2 separate regions of the Homo sapiens genome follow, and region 1 is linked to region 2. Evidence: chromatin loops called from intact Hi-C (ENCODE). Cell type or tissue: mammary epithelial cell. All regions are shown on one strand.

Region 1 (5,000 bases), 230 kb before region 2:
AAACTAAATTTAAGGATGTCAGGAGGCAGACATCCTGATGAGTTTCAGAGGCTGAGATTTTTTTTTTTTTAAACTATAAACTTTGGGAAGACTGGGACCACGTCTCTCTTGACCAGGATATGTTCTCTGTGTCTGGCACATATAGGTGCTTAATATTTTTAATAATAAATGGCTAGATTAGACTATTGGCAGAGGAATAAATAGGAGGGCTGAGACTGAGAGGCTTTAGGAAGGCAGGCGTAACTGGACTTGGCAACAATGGAGAGGAAGGAGGTAGAGGCTATTTGAGTTTCAGTTCTTGGCAGAATGTTGGGGTCACTGATATAAATGAGAGTATTTGGCCTTTATTTCATCATCTTATCATCAAATGGCAATACCATACCTAAGCTGGGATGCTACGTAGGTAAAGGATTAGGACTGGGTTTATTTACTTCACTGGTCACTAGAGTAGCTTTTACAAAATTGACTGCCTTCAAGGGCCTTCCAGGTAATGCACGCCCCAACACAAGCTGTATTTGTCTTCTTGCTGTTCCCCCTCCCAGGACCTCTGCGCTCGCTGTTCCCCTGCCTGGAACACTCTTCCCCCAGATTTCCATGAGGTCCACTCCTCATGTCTTTCAGGTGTATCCTCAAATTTCACTTGCATCTTGCATAGGAACCACCTCCTCCTTGCATTCCTAATCCCCCTGAGTAATCACTTGCTAGTATACTATATCTACACTATGTAATTTATTTGATTTATTGGGTATTGTCTATCCCTACTAAAATGTAATCTCCAAAAGAGCAAGGATTAAAAAAAAAAGTTTTTCTCTCCATTGTTTTTCCAATACCTAGAAGAGAAAATTCTGCACAGCCTGACCCTAGAAGGGGCTTGATTATTTTCGCTAAGGACTTATGGCTAAGTGAGTGATTGAACTGTGTAACCAACAGGTAGTGATGGAGCCTGAGGGAACTGGTGATTGCATAACTCCTCGCACGCCCCCAAAGCTGACAAAGGCATTCAAATCAAGATTTAAAAGAATACAGTACCTGCCACTCAGAACTCTACTGCAAGCTGGATTATGTCTATGAAGCCCCAGGCTTTGACCCTTGCTCTAAATAGAGCTAAGGATAAAACCAGGTATGCATCTGACCCTCCAGTTCTCAGTTTGGAGGGTTTCTAAGAAACACCATCTCCCCACCCAATATGGCAGATCTTGCTGATTTAAAACACATGCAGAATTGAACCATTTCCCACAATAAGAAGAAAGTGATACACAATCCCTTCCCCAAATATTTGTTTGCTGCCCCATAGCTACGAGTTGACAGTTGTTAGACATGGAACAGGTTACCAAATGAGGTTGCAGAAATCTCTTTCTCTGGAAATTCTTTAGAAGAGCAATGTGCTTTCTCTCTAGCTAGGGAAATTCTCTTGATTCCAAGCTGTTACAATGAGATTACTGGGCTGCTTTCTTCTTCCATTAATAAGAATATAAAAAAGAATTCTTAGGTCACCAGGTCAAGCCCCAGAGGCCTTCTGGGTAGTGTGACTCTGACAGTCATCTTTCTGGGATGGTTTAGATGGTGTGGGGTGAGGGGTTGGGAATGGCGATGTTCCTCAGCTGTGGATGAGCATGATCATAAGGCATTTCCTTGTAAGGCTGGGGAAATAGTAGTGGCTACCTAGCTAGATCAGGTTTAAATGCATGCCACAGTTACTCTTCCAGTTTCTTGTGAGAGGTCTCTGTTTGAAAGATAGAGACGCTGAGTCTTTGTGACTGAAGGCCATGATTGTAATATTGAGCACTCTGTAGGTCTGTTGAGGGGATTCATAACATACATTGAAGAAAATATTTTCCTTGCTCCTACTAGGTTACTCCCGCCATGATTCTTAGAAAGATTTGAGTCTATCCAATTTTTTCTATTCCTACTCTTTTTGCTTGTCATTTTTATATGTGCTTACGTGACACAGAGAGCAAGCATGCTGTGCTTTGTACATAAAAACATTCCATGAACACAATAAGGCATTGAGTGCATTTCCTATCCTATTTTCTATAAAGGTTTACTGGTTTCAAAGTAATTTCAGACTCCACTGATCCCATTCAAAGCCTTTGATTCTTACTTGGGAGGTATCTCTCACTCAGGAAACTGAGGCTCAGAAAGTTGATGGAGTTAGTGCAGGATTACCTGACCTAGAAGTGGTGGAGTTGGCACCAGAAGGAAGTTCTTTGGACACCACATCCTGTGTTTGTTTCTACTCCCAAACTGCCTTGTGGTATGGAGTTTGAGTCATCTATATTTTCTCACCCAAGTCCTCTTTTGACTAACTGCAGACCTGTGTGAGATGGGCTTACCCAAGTCAGACATGCACTTTCTGGGCACAGAAGCCAATTGGGCCACATAGCAAGTAGAAGTTAGGGCTGGGTGATTGATTGATTGGTATCCCACATGGAAAGATTTGAAGCAACTAATTTGCTCTAATATAAACTGCTACTTACTGTGCACTGATGCCAGATGTTGAGCTCATCACACCTTATTTTGCTGAATTCTCATATCATTGGGAGATGCAGGTTTAGGTAATAGTTTTGTACTGCCAAGGAAGCTGCTTATCTGACTTCACAAAGTTATATAACTCGGAAATAGTAGAACCAGATTTCAGACTCAGGTCTTCTGCCCCCAAAGTCGCTGATTTAACTACTATCCAGTGATTTCCAAGCCAAGTTGTAAGGACATTCCAGGCAGAAATAGCCATACCTGTAAATGCTATAGAAACATGAACCAGCAAAGCAAGAGAGGAGTTGCAATGGCTAGAATTGTGTAACTTGCCTTCAGCCACGTAGCCATGGTGGCAGAGCTAGGATTTGAATTCAAGTCTTTGTGACTCATTGTCATGAGGCCATACTGCCTGTCAGGAAATGGGTTTGGTCCTCACACTGTAAGTCTAGATAGATCAGTGTGGTGAAGGCATCTGGGTATTCACTTGGTACTGTGGGTCAAGGTACTACCAGCAGTCACAGATGGGTCAGCAGCAAGTGTTCTCTAGATCACATGTCCTTTCCACAGGATGAGTCTCTTGGGCAACAGGAAATTATCTGATGACAGAGGTGAGCAGTATGGTATAATGGAAAGAAAATAGACACTGAGTTTGAATTCTGGCTCTGCAATCTACTGGCTGTGTGACAAGTGCAAGTTCCTTAACCTCTCTGTGCCTGCTGTTCACCCTTTCCCTCGCCAATCATCCACTTCTTTTATTTTGTTTTATTTTTTTTGAGATGGAGTCTCATTCTGTCGCCCAGGCTGGAGTACAGTTGCATGGTCTTGGGTCACTGCAACCTTTGCCTCCTGGGTTGAAGCAGTTCTCCTGCCTCAGCCTCCCTAGTATTTGGGACTACAGGCACATGGCACCACACCTGGCTAGTTTTTGTATTTTTTAGTAGAGATGGGGTTTCATCGTGTTGGCCAGGCTGGTCTCAAACTCCTGACCTCAAGTGATCTTCCCGTCTTGGCCTCCCAAAGTGTTGGGATTACAGGCGTGAGCCATTGCACCCGGCCCCCACTTGTTTTTCATGAAAAACTAATATTAAATGTTTCTTTTGGAGGGCTTTGTAAGGATTAAATAATATGTATGTCAAACATATGGCACATAGTAGATGTTCAATATATGGCAATGCTTTATTAATATGACTTGAAAAAAATTACTGCTTTTCTTTTTTGGACATTTCTCATAATTATGTGAAGCTCTTGTTTGAGGAACATGTTAAATAGTAAGAAATGGAATTCTAAATTATAAATCTGGTATTTCCAAACAGGAAAAAAATAATTATATATTTTAAGGTGAATTTCACTAAATGAGGATGGACATTTTTGAGTTGACTTTTATGGGATTTAAAAGGTTGTAGTCATGTTTTAAGTTAATAGAAACTGGTCGCTCATGCTTTTTCTATAAAGGAAACCATAGAAACAAAAATAAAAAATAGAATTAATCGATAAATCTATTATTCTACAACTTTAAAAATTATACAAACAAGTGTAAAATCTATATCCTCCTCCTGCAGTTCCACCCTCAGGAGCAACCACTATTAACAATTTGTTGCATATTCTTTTTTTTAAAACCTTACTAATATATCATGGATGTCTTTCCATTTTATCTTTCATAGCTCAACTCGTTTTAAAAGTATTTAACAGCTTGATGTATGATTTATATATCATAAAATCCAGCCATTGTAAATGTATAATGCTGTTATTTTGTAAATTTATACAGTGGTGCAATCATCACCTACTCCAGTTTTAGAACACTTATTACTCCAAAAGTTTCCTTACACCTGTTTGCAGTCAACCCCAAGCCCCAGTCAGAGGCGCTTTCTGTCTTTATAGGTGTTCTTTTTAGAAATTTTATATAAATAGAATCACATAGCGTGCTTTCTTTTATATCTGGCTCTTTTCACTTAGCATAATGTTTTTAAGGATCATCCATGTTGTTACATATATCAGTAGTTCCTTTTTCTTGCTGAGTAGTATTCTGTTATATGGATATACAATACTTTATTTAACAGTTGGTTAAACTATGATGGATATTTGGTTGGTTTTCAGCTTGGGAATATCAATAATGCTGCTATGAATATTCACATACAATTCTTTGTGTTGATGTATGTTTTTATTTTATTTTATTTGGTTTGTTAATATTTTGTATTGAAGTTGCCGGGTTGTGTGGTAAGATGTGGCTGTATTTTACATTTCCATCAGCAATGTATAAGGGCATCACTTTCTCCACAATTCTCTAACACTTGGTATTGTCAGTCTTTGTGATAATATTCTAGTAAGTGTGCAGTAGTATCTTATTGTGATTTTAATTTGCATTTCCTTAGTGACTAATGATTTGAGCACTTTTTCATGTGTACATTGGCCATTTGTATATTTTCTTTGCAGAAGTGTCCACATCTTTTGCCAATGTTATCATTGGGTTGTTTTTCCTCTTATTATTTGAGTTTTAAAATATATTTTATATGCAAGTATATTATCAG
Region 2 (5,000 bases):
TAGTAGAGACGGGGTTTCACCGCGTTAGCCAGGATGGTCTCGATCTCCTGACATTGTGATCCACCCGCCTAAGCCTCCCAAAGTGCTGGGATTACAGGCGTGAGCCACCGCGCCTGGCCGTAAGTCTTACAGATAGGTTTGCCACTCAGGCAGTTGGATTCCAGAGCTCAGACTCTCAACAATAAGCAGAATGATGAGACACAGGCTGTGGGATGGGTTGACCATAAACACACGTGTTTTGTGGGAATGAGGTAGAGTGATTACACAGCAGATCTTTCCCAGAGCCTGATGAGAACTGCACAGTTAAGGCTGGATCACAGCTAGACCGCAGTGCTTTCATTTTCCCTTTTTCCCAGTCTTCCAAATCACTTCCTTTCAAGAAGCCACCAGCCTAATGATAACAATAAAAATAAACAACATCACTTGTCACCATCATCCCCTGGGAAGAGAGTATTTATGAGACTCCCTATTTAATCTTCCCCTGTTCCCTGCTGCGCTGTGGTCAAGTACCAAATTTGGCAATGTGAAGACATGCGGCTGACTTCCCAACTCATGAAGATGTTTTTCTATTTGTTTGGAGAGCATGATGAAAACCACATTGATTTTTTTTTTCCTTTTCCTATTTACCACACATCTGTTGTGTGGGTGATTCTGATATTGTGGCTGCTGAGGGTTACCTGGCAGTAACCCTCAGTAAGAGGAGAGGGTTTGTCCTTTTCCAGAAGTTTGGTGTGGATGAAATAGATGATGAGGCAGTCATGGTGGAGCCCTAACCAAGCATTGGGTCCCGTGCCAAGTGCCTGCATGCATGAGCTCATTTAGTTCTACATACATTTAGTTCAGAGGCTTTAGTATTTATGCCTTGTTTTTCTCTTAGTTTTTCATCCTCTTCTCCTATTCTGTTTGTGTGTTCCAAATGTCTGTTTTTTCATACATTACATTTTTATATCTTTTGAAAGTACTCTTAAGAGCTGTCAGAAGTTTGAGGTAGTTTCTACTCTTTCACTTAACCAATGGTTAGAGCCCCAGGAGAAATAACAGTGAGATCAAAGAACTCAGAAGAACCAATGGGAAGCTTTTTGAGCAATCAGCACTGAAGGAATGAAATTGAAAGTCCCTACGTAATTAACCATCAGTGGCTCCCTACTGCCAATAGAAAAAAAAAAGTTCAGATGAGACAATGAGTGGACCTTCTGGCTGTGTTCTTATGGGTTTGGGATATATTGCATTAGAATAAAACCGAAGTCTTAAATCCTAAATGAAAGTTACTGTCAGTTATACTGACAGTGATACTGTCATGTATGTTGTAAATCTTTTTGTTGAAAGATAATTTACATACCATGAAATTTATCCCCTTGTATTTTTAAAACATCTAGAGAACTGAGTATAGTGATGTTTGAGAAAGAGGAGACTTACTGCCCATTTTTTAGGTTACATTATGGGATGATACTAGTGTGTGGTCTTTATTACTTAGGGAGATAACAGAAGGATATCATACAATAGTACATTGCCATTTACTTGTATGTACCTGACACATAATAGGTGTCCGTTAAATAATAGATATATACATGAGCATAAGGACAGACAGAAAAATACCAGTTAGCAACTGTAAAGGTTTGTTGGAGAAGAAATCGTGCCATACCTATTTGATTTCTGTTCTCTGATGGAGTGAAAGGCTGGGCAGAGAAAGGGAGATACAGCATATAAACCACCAAGTTATTGGTCAGGCCTTAGGTTCTTTCCTTGATTAACTGACCCTTCCCACATGCCACAGCAGCATTGGTTAAGTCAGTCACACAATTTTATCTGTGCACAACCGAGTTGTCCACTGAATTATACCTCAAAGCAGGCCAAAAATATATATATATATGTAAAACTGATTGAAAAGCATTAAGAACAACTAATTGCCAATTTGTATTTGGGCTGTTTAGTTGATCGTTGTAGCCTTGTGTGGCACCAGGCAAAGACTAAGCCACAATTCTGTTGGTTGAGGAAATATTTAACTGGAAGATGCTTTTGAATGAATGATCAGCTACCCAGGTACTATTTGACATACAGCAGTCTTGGGGCTTCCATGACTTATTCTCCTATCATCTGTTTGCATGATAAAATTACAGGTTTCCATGTAATCTTTAGCAGATGTATTTGCTATGATCTTGGAAGACAGGGCATAGCTTCTCTGGAATTAAGGGAATGGCCCAGGAAAAAGAAGAGGTGCCCACAGATAAAATGGTCAGTTATTTTTATATATGTGTGCATTCTTCTGTGGTGTGCAGAACACCAAATTGCTTGGACCTGTTTATTCCCACAGACTCACAGTCAAACTGGTCCTGAATATTAAATCTGATGGTTTCATTCTCCTGATAAAAATCCTTTGTCGATAAAAAATCCTTTGTCAAGTCTCCTGAATGCTAGCTAGGCATACGAGATCCAGCATTATTGCCCCTGTCTACCTCTGATACCATTCCGTGCTATCCCTCACCATTCATCCTGTGTTCTAGCAGGTGCATCTGCACACGCTTGTTTGAATTCTATGGAACCAGAGATGTTTGAGCATAGAGAATGACCAGATTTTAGGCAGTTAATACTGTATATATACAATATAATGCATAACACTGCCAGTGAAGTTTGGAGCAGCACCTGTAATCGTGCATACTAATATCTCTACAGTAAAACATATGAATATTCACACCAAACAGGTTAAGTCAGCTTTAAATGGCTTGATCCATTCAGATCAGATTTTACCATCAAATGAATTGTGAAAAGACTTTTGGTATTTGAAATGCTTTGGGTTGAAGAAGTGTGGTAGACCTGTACTTGCTTTTCTTGAAAAGAGCCTGTGCTCTCTTATTCATCTGGCCTTTGGGCATGTTGTTTTCCCTGCCTGGAATGGCCACATCTCCCTCTGCCTGTTGAGTAGCATCATTACTAGAATCATCATTGCATATACTGAGGATTTACTATGTTGTTACTCCCAGCAAATTCTATGGTCGGGGGGGCGGGGGGGGGTGTTCTTATTGTATTACATCCCCCCAGTGTTTAGATGAGGAAACTGAAGCTTGGAGAGGTCACAGAGCTAGGAAGAGGTAGAGCTGAGGTTGAACCAAAAAGTATGGAGACAACAAACCTTGGGTTCTTAGTTACTACACTGTCCGTGTGTGCGTCTTCCCCAAAGGTCCAGTTCAGGTGTCACCTTCCTAAGGCCCTCTTCCCTTCCTCCACCACGTTTAATAGATTATGACTCCTCTGGGCCTTCACAGCTGTTTATGCATAGCTGTGGTGCACTGCTTCTCATTCTCTGTCTTTCCCATGAGCCTAAACTCCTTGAGTAGTTGGGGAAAAATGTCTACTTCAGTGTTCTATCTCTAGGGCATACAGTAGGTAGTCAACACATAGTTTATAATTAAGTTAGTTTAAAGTGATACGGTAACAGATAACAATTTGTATCATCATTAAAATAAATAGTAAACACCAAATCACAAGTTCAAGGATATAAAATTTGGATTTACAAAAGAAAAAAATACTCAGAAAAAAAAAGGCTGCTCATTTTTATGCATGGTATGTAAAGAAGAGGAATTTGGGGACAACAGTTCAAGAATGGGCAAGGAACACATTTATACTTAAAAATTATGACAGCTAGGATTTATTAAATACTTCACATGTGACAGTTTCTCTGCTAGGCATTCTGTGTATAAACTTTCTAATCCTCACAACAAATATGTAAGGCTAATTGTCGAATCCCTGAATGGACAAAAATTATAGCTATATAAGAAAGAGAAAGATATGGTAACCATGTCTTAGATCAGAATAAAAAGAACAAAAGGTAATGATCCTAATATATTCAGATTTAACATAAATTAAGCATCATTAGAGGACAGTCACATAAAATTGCACAATAGAATATATTTCCACATCTGAGAGATGATGGAATTGAGGTCAAAGAGATTACAGGCTAGTATGTGGTATTTTATACCCATTCCTTGAATTATGTTAACATGGTACCAGAAGTATATCTTGCTGTCCTCCTCAGAACTGGGTGCAGTTTTGAGCTCTGCTTTTGTAAAAAGCTGTTAGAACCTGAAAGAACCACATAACACAGCTGTAATATTCAAGAGAAAGTGGGTCCCACGAACAAAGATTGAGATTGTTCAGAGAAATGGGGTGGTTCTGATTGCTTAATAGAAACCTCACAGGTTGGCTCTATTATTTTCTTGTTTATGGAAGTTTTTGTGACCGTAAGAGCTAACTTTTCCTTGGTGCTTTAGAGTTTATTAAACGTCTTATGGAATTTGATGCTCAGAATAACTAAGTGAATCAGTCAGAGCAGATGTTTTCTTTTTTTCAAATGAGACTCAAAGAAATTAAGTGATTTGTTCAGTGTCCCACAGCTAATAAATGATAGGGCCAAGACTCAGATATGTATCTGAGCAGACCCCTGAGCCATGTCCACTGCAATCTTGCAATCCTTGGTTCATCTTCATTTACTCAAATTGAAGGATCCTGCGGCTGGTGAATGTCTGGTTCATTGCAGAAGAGTTCCTGGTTCCTTGTCTCTAATTTCCATTGTGACTGTGAATTCTCCATTGAGCTGCAAGCCAGTGACTGTCAATTAATGTGCACAAAATATACCTGGGTAACTGTTTTAAAAATGCAATTCCTCAGGCCCCTCTCCCACAGGGTCTGATTCTCTAAGTCTTGCTGGAAGGGATATATGAGAATCTGTAATTTTAACATGTGCCCAGGTGATTCTAATGGAAAACTTTCAAAAAAACTGCTTTAAGCTCTTTCAGAGTAGCAATTATATCTTTACTTCATTGTTTCCGTAGTGCCTAGCAGAGCACCTTGTACATAGACAGTACTCTAAATTTACACTTGATGAATATAAGAGTGAAGTAAATAAATGTAAAATTAATGTAAAATGAAGGAAAACAAGTTTGAGAATCAGTCAGTTCCTGCCAGATTTGGAGCACACTGAGGAATCCCTTTATCTCCATCCTTTC

What was found. Peaks named below come from ENCODE experiments on the same cell type or tissue, not always from the same donor. Only the 100,000 strongest peaks of a DNase experiment are listed, where the experiment ranks them.
Region 1: a loop joins it to region 2, with 3.0 times the contacts of the local background. A loop is called at or near these places in 1 of 110 quality-filtered maps.

The regions. Positions count from the first base shown.
Region 1 is chr1:59,330,913-59,335,912 of GRCh38, forward strand. All of the region lies in intron 2 of FGGY (FGGY carbohydrate kinase domain containing), which reads left to right. Among named protein-coding and RNA genes, the nearest start is that of FGGY, 36 kb to the left of the region's middle. In mammary epithelial cell, no CTCF peak of the experiment used is centred here; DNase peaks (open chromatin) are centred at 2,259 and 2,869; H3K27ac peaks cover 1,414 bases.
Region 2 is chr1:59,565,465-59,570,464 of GRCh38, forward strand. All of the region lies in intron 8 of FGGY (FGGY carbohydrate kinase domain containing), which reads left to right. Among named protein-coding and RNA genes, the nearest start is that of MIR4711, 170 kb to the right of the region's middle. In mammary epithelial cell, a CTCF peak has its summit at 2,903; no DNase peak of the experiment used is centred here.